2 separate regions of the Homo sapiens genome follow, and region 1 is linked to region 2. A link is a contact called in ENCODE Hi-C data. All regions are on one chromosome and are shown on one strand. The core of a region is the stretch at or near the end of the contact, and the rest is flanking DNA. Distances in the headings are between cores, read along the strand shown. Region 1 has its middle 50 kb from the start of LINC02247. Region 2 overlaps LOC124902298 (a long non-coding RNA gene).

Region 1 (4,735 bases), core at 92-2,591, 39 kb after region 2:
GGGGATATGATGCAAGCCGCAGGCCCTCTTCCTGGAAAAATGCGTGCAGGTAAATACTTAGTGCACAATCTCAAGAGATTCAAAGACTCCTTGCAGCCCAGTCTAGGACCCCAGGCGAAGGTCTCTTCAGTGGCTCTTGAGTCAGTTCTGCCCAGAGATCAGAGCCACTAGAGTTCTGCCTAGAGTCAGGCGAGACTAGAGAACTGGGGTCCCGTGGGCCCCGCCTGCACCCCTTTGGAGGAAGGCAGCCAGGCCGAAGCAATCGGGTTCATAGTGGGGTCTTGGGAAGGGCCTGGCTCTGTGCTTTCTCACACGTTGAGCGCTGACGGCACACGCCTGTCTGATGATGGCTGGTCCAGGCTGCAGCATCTCTGTGGCTCACGGCTCCGTGCTGCCCCTTCTGCGCCTTCCTCGCCGTGGTGGCTGTCGGGTCCCTTACGTTTCAGGGACCATCCTGAAAATAAACAGCATGGGAGAAATCTTCCTGCAGGGAGCCAGGAGGACGCAGCGGCTCAGGGATTCAGGCATGCCAGAGCTCAAATCCCGAGTGTCACTTCCCAACGGGGCCTCCTAGACCCTCCCCCTGGACTTGCTGTGAGGGAGACAGGAGAGCTGTGTAAAGCCCAGCAGGCGCTGGCTGATGCGTGGACCATGGCGACCATTGCTGCAATTTTTTTATAATCAGAAATATAGGCTGGGCGCGGTGGCTCATGCCTGTAATCCTAGCACTTTGGGAGGCTGAGGCGGGCAGATCACTTGAGGCCAGGAGTTTGAGACCAGCCTGGCCAACATGGCGAAAACCCATCTCTACTAAAAATACAAAAAAAAATCCAGGCATGGTGGCGGCGTGTGCCTGTTATCCCAGCTACTCAGGAAGCTGAGGCAGGAGAATCACTGGAACTCGGGAGGCGGAGGTTGCAGTGAGCCAAGATCATGCCACTGCACTCCAGCCTGGGTGACAGAGCAAGAGTCTGTCTCAAAAAAAAAAAAAAAAAGAAATAAAGAAGTTGGATGAGCGTCACCTCCACACTCCAATCTTGCGTGTTGACATCTTACCTTTGGGATGCCTTTACAAATAAAATACTTGGTAAAAGTGTCTTGTATTTGGACTCTGTAGTGCTGAACATAGTGTGCGTATGTGTGTGTGTGTGTGTGTGTGTGTATATATATATATATAAAATGCCAATATAGTTAATTAAAATACCACTTAATGACTATTGCTTCTGGCTGTTATGAAGTAGCCAGCATAGATCACTACGTAGACAAGCTGGGTAAAATACGAATGCTCTTTTTGAAGACACTGGTGAGCAGCTGAGCCAATCGGGACTCAAAGGGCTGAGATCTCAGCAAAAGGGGAACCGCGGAGAGATGAGCCAACGCTGTTGCTCGCTTTTCATTCAGGGGATTTCCCAACTCCTGCTGCAAGACAAGAGACCATAAACACCCGTGAAGAGGAAGGGAAGCCAGCGGAGTTTCACAGGGCTGACACTGGAGTTTGGACCTGTCAAGGTAGCCAAAAATTGAGTGGCGATCTGAAGATCCTGGGGAGAAAGGTGGTGAAAATAAGTGAGTTTGATGCTCAGAGGTTTCCCTTCTAGCTGTTTGGTGGATGAACGTGTGCAGAGCAAGAAGCTAAGAAGCCCAGAAGAAAGCTACTGAGGTGTCAGAATTTCTAGAGTGTCAGGTAGCCCAGAATGAGAGCTTAGGACTTGCCAAGGAGGAGAAGCTCTAGAAGACGCTCCAGGCTCTCAGCCGGGATGCCAGGAAGCTTAATCGCTATGAAAGGGAACCAGAGGTATAGCCAAGCCTTCACAAATGTCAAGGAAAACCAAGAAACAGGACCCAGAGAAAAAAAATGATGACAGCAACAGCCCCACAGACTGCTCAGCTATTGGTAGCATCACAGATGGGCTTTCAAATTATTATTCGAGCAAATGGATGATAAAACAGAGAATTTTGCTAGACAACTGGAATCTATTACAAAATGGAAATTCTAGAAAAATGCAATGATTAAAATTAGAAACTTAATAGACAGGCTTAACAGTAGGCTAGGAAATAGAGTTTTAATAAAGTGAAATGATAAGTCAGGAAAAAAACTAGGAAGAAACAGAGTGAGTAGAAAAGGATAAGAAACAGACAGAGCATGCCATACACATGGGGTCTGGGGAGCAGCTCCATCATGCAGGTAACAGGAATTTTAGGAGGGAGAGAGAGAGAAAGAGAAAGAGAGAGGATAGGGAAAAAGCAATGTTTGAAGATAGAATGGCTGAGGATTTTCCAAAATCGATGAAAGAAAACAAACCCCAGATAGAAGCTCTCCACAGGCTAAGCAGGCTAGGTCCAGGGAGAAGCCACCTAGGCATATTATGGTAAAACTACTGTAATCCAAATACAGAAATCTTAAAAGTAGCTGGAGGTAAAGACAAATAGACAAATTACCTTCAAGGGGACAATAAGATTATTTTTCAGCAGAAATGATGGGCTCCAGAAGACAAGGGAGCAACGTGTTTACGGTGCTGGAAGAAAAGAGCTGTCACTCCAGAGTTCTAGACCCAGAGAGGAAGGACATCCTTCAGATACCAAGGAGACTCATCTCAGATCAGAGTTTTGGATGTGTCCATCTCCACCATGAGCTGGGGAAATCTAGGCGATGGAAACACAACTTGTGCCCCTCCGTGCCCCCTGGCACATGGCAGGTGCACACACACAGTGGGTGGAGACAGGAAGAGCGAGACTGGGCGTGTCCACCTGGCAGGCTGGTGAGCCATGAAGCCGAGTGTGGGGCACAGTGCCTGAAATGCTAGTTTCGAACCCCAGCTCTGCCGCTTAGTAACTGTGAGCAATGATTAATCTTATGTGTCAACCTGGCCGGGCGCGGTGGCTTGTGCTTGTAATCCCAGCACTTTGGGAGGTTGAGGTGGGTGGATCGCCTGAGGTCAGGAGTTTGAGACCAGCCTGACCAATATGGTGAAACCCCATCTTTACTGAAGATACAAAAATTAGCTGGGTGTGGTGGCGCATGCCTGTAGTCCAGCTACTCGGGAGGCTGAGGCAGAAGAATCGCTTGAACCTAGGAGGCGGATGTTGCAGTGGGCCGAGATCATGCCACCGCACTCCAGCCTGGACAACACAGTGAGACTCCATCTCAAAAAAAAAAAAAAACTTACGTGACAACCTGAATGGGTTACGGTGTGCCCAGGCATTTGGTCAAACATCATTCTGGATGAGATTAACATTTGATTGGTGGGCAGTCTGGATGAGATTAACATCTGATTGGTGGGCAGTGTGAAGCCAATTTTCCTCCCAGTGTGAGTGGGCCTCATCCAATCCTGAGAAGGAAAGAGTTGCCCTGCCTGGCTGTGGAGCTGGGACTTCGGTCTTCCCTTGCCCTTGAACTGACGCTTACACCATTGGCACTCCTGGGTCTCCACTTTGCCTGCTGCAGATGTTGAGACTTGTCAGCCTCCATGGTCACGTGCACAATTCCTTATTTTATAGATCAGTAGGAATATACATAGAAAGTGATGTGAACGTATGTCTCCTATTTGCCCTGTGTCTGCGGAGAATACTCACTAATACACTGTGTGACCCTGGGCAAGTTACTGAACCACGCTGAGCCTCAGGTTCCACATGGACAAATGGGGACAGGAGTAACACCCATCTCATCTGTCTCATAGGAGCTGATGAACAACAGCATGTAAAGTTTTTAGTTGCTCAATAAATACTAGTGATTGGCCGTGTTAAGGCCTTTAGCCCTAGATGACCACCAAAACAAAAGTGAAAGCAAAATAAACACTTTTCCAGCAAAATAAAAACCAAGATAATCAATTTCCAACAGACCTAAACTACAAGAAATACTAAAGGGGTTCTCCAGGCAGAAGAGAAATCATCCCAGATAGAGACGTGGATATGCAGGAAACAGTGACGAGCCACGGAACAGGTAAAGATCTGGGTCAAGGTAAATAAGTACCGACTTTTCAAATAATAACGATTTCTTGGCCAGGAGCAGTGGCTCACACCTGTAATCCCAACACTTTGAAAGGCCAAGGCAGTTGGGTTGCTTGAGCCTAGGAGTGAAAGACCAGCCTGGGCCACACAGGGAGACCCTGTGTCTACAAAAAATTTAAAAATTAGGCTGGGCGTGGTGGCTCACGCCTGTCATCCCAGCACTTTGGGAGGCCAAGGCAGGTGGATCACCTGAGGTCAAGAGATCGAGACTATCCTAGCCAACATGGTAAAATCCCATCTCTACTAAAAATACAAAAATTAGCTGGGTGTGGTGGCGGGCACCTGTAGTCCCAGCTACTCAGGAGGCTGAGGCAGGAGAATCGCTTGAACCCAGGAGGCGGAGGTTGCAGTGAGCCAAGATCACACCACTGCACTCCAGGCTGGGCGACAGAGCGAGACTCTGTCTCAAAAAAAAATAAAAAAATAAAAAAGAAAAAAAGAAAAAAAAAAAGAAAAAGAAGAAAAAAAGAAAGAAAGTTTGAACTAGAAAGAGTAAAAAGGTAGAAAGATGTTTTATGAAAACACTGACCAAAAGAAAGATGTCTCTATAACACCAGCTAGTATAAACTTGGAGGCAAAAAGTATTACAAAAAATAAAGATGAACTGTTTTTTGAGACAGAATCTCGCTCTGTTGCCCAGGCTGGAGTGCAGTGGCACAATCGTGGCTCATGCAACCTCCGCCTCCAGGGTTGGAGTGATTCTCCTGCCTCAGCCTCCTGAGTAACT
Region 2 (5,160 bases), core at 1-2,500:
AGGCAGAAGGCATCTTGGTGAGGCTTCTCATTTTGAGGTTGTGGCATCAGCCCTTCCCTGCTAACCCCACCACCTGCCTCCTCCATAGACTGCAGTGTCCCTAAACTATAACTTCAGCACCAAGGCTGCTGGGCTGTTTTCTTGCCCTCTTTCCCAAGCCTGTGTCCTGGCCCGCACTGGACTCCAGTCCCTGTTGCCCTTTGGGAGTGCTGAGTCCAGATCCTGCCACTCCCAACCTGGAGCCCTGTGGGCTGTGGTGCTCACCCTGCTCCTTCTGTTTCTGATTTGTGAGAGGCTTGTCTTGTTTTCAGCCCAGGCATATGTTCTGGGCCCCCTTGTTTATATTGCACTGATGGCTGCCTTGTGGTGGGGCAGTGGGTGTGAGCAGCTGTGCACCTGCAAGTGTTTTGATCAAAAATCCCTTTGTTTTGAAATGCAATTTGTTCTCTTTGTTGGTCTCAGACTCTCCAATCCAGAGTAGAGAGGTGGCCTTACCTTGACAAGCAAAGGCGCTTAAGAGGGTTTTCTGAGTAACAAAGCATCTTGCTTGCCCTGTAATGAATTCTGCCCCTGCCACCCTGGAATGCAGACATGGCTGTGGGTTTTTAAGCCACGTTTTTCTTTCCTTCTCCTAGATTTCTGTACTTACGCATTTCCACACATGTGACATTTCAAGATGGTGGTGCAGTGGAGTGGCCTCTCTTAGTCACAGGGCTTTTTGCTGGCCCTTCCCTGACTGCTAGTGTCCTCCTCAGCCCTCCTTCCCTGCAGCCTCCTTCCCTGCAACCTCCTTCCCTGCGACCTCCCTCACCCTTCCAGTTTCAGCTTAAATACGGCTCCCTCAGAGAAACCCCGAGCAGCCGGACCCTCTTTATACTCCTCTGCACTCTGTCTTTGCCTTCTAGGAGTTCGATGCCCATGTGGGCACCCTGGCCCATCATCCCAGATGGGCTGAATGAAGGACTTGACGTTTCTTTCCCACCTCCCCAGGCCTGCTTCCGTCCCAACACTGCTCCTGTCACAGAGAAAGGACCAGAATAAGACTGACTCTATCCCCTGTCCCCATCGCTGGGCATCTGATCTTCTCCGCGCCCAGTCCAAGGATCGTCTGCATGCCTTCCCTTCTCCCTCTCCCTCTCTGAAGGGAGCGAAGCAGCTCAAATTCGGTATGTGCCCTGTCTCTTTGAGAGGTCCAGTGTGACTTCCTGTTTGAAGATCTTCTAAGTTTATGGAATTTTAGAAACGCTCTGCTAATAAGGCAGAAGTGACCTTTGACCTCCCCTCCCCGCTTCCATCCTGTAACAGGAAGCCAGTGATTCCTTTCTGCCCCACCTACCAGAGGGGCAAGAAAACATCCCTGGGAGGAAGGCCGCTGCCTTTTGCTCTTCATCTTCTATCTGGAAAGTTCCGTGCCCTCTTCCCTGGGGGGATGAGTAAGACGGCACACAGGGCTTGGGAATTTTTAATAAGGGCCAGAGCTCTGCAGGGATGCTTGATGGGGGTGCTCGTTTTCGAGGTGGGGAGGCTGGAGGAGAGGCAGATGCTTCCAGGAGTAACTGTCTGGTTACCAGACTGCAAGACCCACGAAGCCCAATTCTCCACCCAGGGAGGGGCGGTGGGGAAGAGGCCATCAATTTAAGACTTTTATTTACCTTGAACTACTCAGCCAAGCAGACACATTATTTAGGAACTAGAATAAAAAGCCATTCACTTTACTTCAATTGACCATTTAGTTCAATTTGTGTGTTACTGCAGGTAATTACTCCAGTAATAACACGCGGTAATCGGCGCTGATTGGGAGCCGGCCCCGGCTCTGTATTAATACCGCGTGCCATATATACTAATTATCCGTGTGTTACCATGGTTATTTGCATGGACGCCGTGTTAACGACACCCTGGAAACACAAAGCAATAGCGAGTTTTGAATTAAATCTTTGTGTTCTCTTAGAGCTAAAAGTGCATTTCACATAAAATAATCATGAATAAAATGAGATCATCTTGGCGGAGTTGCCAGGAAGCTGATTAACTGAACTGCGTAAATGTGACTTTATCCCACTCAAGAATTAGAGCCTCCCAAACGTTGTCGGGGTTGCTAGGCAACCCCCCGAGATGACATCACTCACACAAGCCACGCTGCGGCGATGTCATCTCTACATATTTATAGCGCCTCTGCAGAGAGGGTGTGCATTATGGAAATGACATGATTTTTCTCCCGGTTGATGGGTATGAATGGCCGTCAGACCTCTGAGGGCTGTGGAGAAAGAGAATTTGGGAATACCTGTGTGACACTTTCCTGGGGTGTGACAGATGCTTTATTTCCACCAGGTTACCCTAATGGGTCCAAATGAAAAGGCGTGTGTCACAGCTGATGAGTCGTCTGAGAGCTTGGTCAGTGGAGGCCGCCATCTTCCTGCCTGTGCACAGCAGCTGCACATGTGCCCAGGTCTCCCAGGAGACCTGGGACGCTCCCCCAGCTGGGGAGAGCCCCCACCCCTGCACTACGATGGGCCCCGGCTCCCTGCTCTGGCCCTGAACTCATACCAGGGGAAAACCCAAAGCAGGGACACAGCTGGCTTGAGTGATGCTGAGCACCCCGTCATGGGAGACATTCGAGAAGAAGCTGGATGACTAGAGCAGAGAGGAAGGGGAGGGTGGGAGGTCGAAGGTTAGGGCTCTGCATTCGTGTCTCAGTGCCCACCCTGAGCCAGGCTGGACACACAGCTGAGGCCTCTGAAGAGTTTGGGACCATGAGGAGTGAGGCTTACCAGGGGCATGTGGAGAAGGCCTACGCAGTGCCTGAGGATGAGGCAGTGCTTCCTACAGGGGCTTGAGAAAGGGCATGGCTGGAGCTCAGGCCTCCTGAGCCGGAGAGGGACTCGGGATTTGCTGGGGAGCTGCAGCTCGGTCTTCCCTGAACCCCAGCCTCCTCTGGCTGCAGCATGAAGAGGGATTAGGGGTAGGGATAAGAATCAAAAGGCAGCCGGGGGGAAATCTAAGTTTGGGGTCAGGATGGCTTCAGAGCAGCTCTCATCCGCCCTGTCAACTTCCCTGTGTGCGGGCTCATTCCTGGCCACCCCCAGCCAAGCTGGCCCGCCAACCCCACAACACCCCACAGCTATTTCTCTTTATAGACTCCTCTTCCTCAGTCCCTGTAGAAACGAATCTGGCATAAAAGAAGTCTCGCCAAGGTCTCCAGCAACCTCTGTGTTGCCAAACCTACTCTATTCTCCAGCAGCCCTGTACTGCTTTCTTCTGGTGCCTTCTGGGGGCCCCCACCCCATCAGTCCTCCCCACGTGTCCTCCCCACCTGTCCTCTCCACCCGTCTCCCCCTCCGTCCTCCCCACCTGTCCTCCTCACCTGTCCTCCCTACTGGTCCTCCCCCCATCCTCCCCACCTGTCCTCCCCACCTGTCCTCCCCATCGGTCCTCCGTACCAGTCCTCCCCCATCCTCTCCAGCTGTCCTCCCCACGTGTCCTCCCCACCTGTCCTCTCCACCCGTCTCCCCCTCCGTCCTCCCCACCTGTCCTCCTCACCTGTCCTCCCTACTGGTCCTCCCCCCATCCTCCCCACCTGTCCTCCCCACCTGTCCTCCCCACCGGTCCTCCGTACCAGTCCTCCCCCATCCTCTCCAGCTGTCCTCCCCACGTGTCCTCCCCACCTGTCCTCTCCACCCGTCTCCCCCTCCGTCCTCCCCACCTGTCCTCCTCACCTGTCCTCCCTACTGGTCCTCCCCCCATCCTCTCCACCTGTCCTCCCCACCTGTCCTCCCCACCTGTCCTCCCCACCGGTCCTCCGTACCGGTCCTCCCCCCATCCTCTCCAGCTGTCCTCCCCACCTGTCCTCTCCACCTGTCCTCCCCACCTGTCCTCCCTACCTACCTGTCTTCTCCACCGATCCTCCCCACCATCCTCCCCACCTGTCCTCCCCACTGGTCCTCCCTACCGGTCCTCCCACTACATAATGGGCCACACCTTCTCAGTGTCTCTCCATGGCTCTTTTGCCTTTTCCTCACCCAGGAGGGCCTGGGTTAAGCCCCATCTACACCCCTCCCCAGGATCCTCCCAGTCCAGTGCCTTTATTTTATTTATTTATATTTTTTATTTTTATTTTTTTGAGACAAAGTCTCACTCTGTTGCCCAGACTGGAGTGCAATGTCGCAATCTCAGCTCACTGCAACCTCCGCCTCGCAGGTTCAAGTGATTCTCCTGCCTCAGCCTCCCAAGAAGCTGGGATTACAGATGTGTGCCACCACGCCTGGCTAATTTTTGTATTTTTAGTAGAGATGAGGTTTCACCATGTTGGCCAGGCTGGTCTCAAACTCCTGACCTCAGGTGAACCGCCCGCCTTGGCCTCCTGAAGTGCTGGGATTACAGGCGTGAGCCACTGTGCCCGGCCGACAGTCCAGTCCCTTTAAATGCCATTCCTATGGTGATAGCCCCACATGCGTCTACCCAGCTCTGACCTCTCTGATCTCCATCCTGCGATCCTCTGACCTCCACCCTGCGATCCAGATGTTTGTCCGCCCACTCAGCACCTCAGCGTCTCAACAGCTTACAGGCTGAATCGGACAATTGCCAACAGCTCACAGCAGCACGTCCATGCCGGAAACCTGACCTCCCCCGTCTTCCCATTCCTTAAATAGCCCCCATTCTCCATCTGGCTCTGCCAACCCCGTGACACCCTCCTGGGCACCCTGCCACACTGTGTTCTGCCAGGTTCCCTGGGTCCAGCGTGTAGCTCATTCCCACCCCAGGGCCTTTGTACTCGCCATTCCCTAACCTGTAATGCCCGCCCTGCACCGAGCTATTCTCAGGGTCCCCACCCTCACTGTATTCAGCCTCAGCTCATGTGTCCCCTCCTCAGGGTCCTGCCCTCCCCCACACCTGCTCCCCACTGTTCCCAGTCCCTTACTTGTTCGATTTGCTGTGTAGAAACTATATTCATGTTCACTAATGAGTTGTCAGTTTCCCTTCCTGGAATTGGAAGCTCCACTAAACCAGTGGAGCATTGAGCATCAAAAGAGGTCTCACCAAGGTCTCCAGTGACCTCTGTGTTGCCAAACCCACTCCATTCTCGAGGGGCACTGTACTGCCTTCTCCTCATCCCTTCCGGGAGCAACCCCTCCCCACCACCACTGCCGTCCTCCCAACCTGTCTTCC

Evidence for each region. A loop is a pair of places that touch in the nucleus more often than their neighbours do. Pooled maps may share reads with other maps.
Region 1: a loop to region 2 is called in a map with no recorded cell type, with 6 times the contacts of the local background. The contact joins two enhancer-like sites. A Hi-C loop is called at or near these places in 3 of 168 maps with a recorded cell type or tissue (CD8-positive, alpha-beta T cell, endothelial cell of hepatic sinusoid and mesothelial cell of epicardium), 1 of 37 single-sample maps with no recorded cell type and 3 of 50 pooled maps.

Annotation. Positions count from the first base shown.
Region 1 is chr9:134,242,595-134,247,329 of GRCh38, forward strand. No RefSeq gene overlaps it. Among named protein-coding and RNA genes, the nearest start is that of LINC02247, 50 kb to the right of the region's middle. RefSeq lists an enhancer at 1,345-1,464. Within about 2 kb of position 1,342, at least 4 of the 41 ENCODE cell types and tissues checked have a DNase peak (open chromatin) inside an H3K27ac peak, as active enhancers do.
Region 2 is chr9:134,204,026-134,209,185 of GRCh38, forward strand. LOC124902298 (a long non-coding RNA gene) reads left to right here. Exons shown (of 3, transcript XR_007061835.1): 2 at 991-1,166; 3 at 2,326-2,663. It overlaps LOC107987137 (a long non-coding RNA gene), which reads right to left. Exons shown (of 3, transcript XR_001746962.2): 3 at 4,345-5,160. Among named protein-coding and RNA genes, the nearest start is that of RNU6ATAC, 42 kb to the left of the region's middle. RefSeq lists enhancers at 1-199, 200-699. Within about 2 kb of position 1,251, at least 4 of the 41 ENCODE cell types and tissues checked have a DNase peak (open chromatin) inside an H3K27ac peak, as active enhancers do.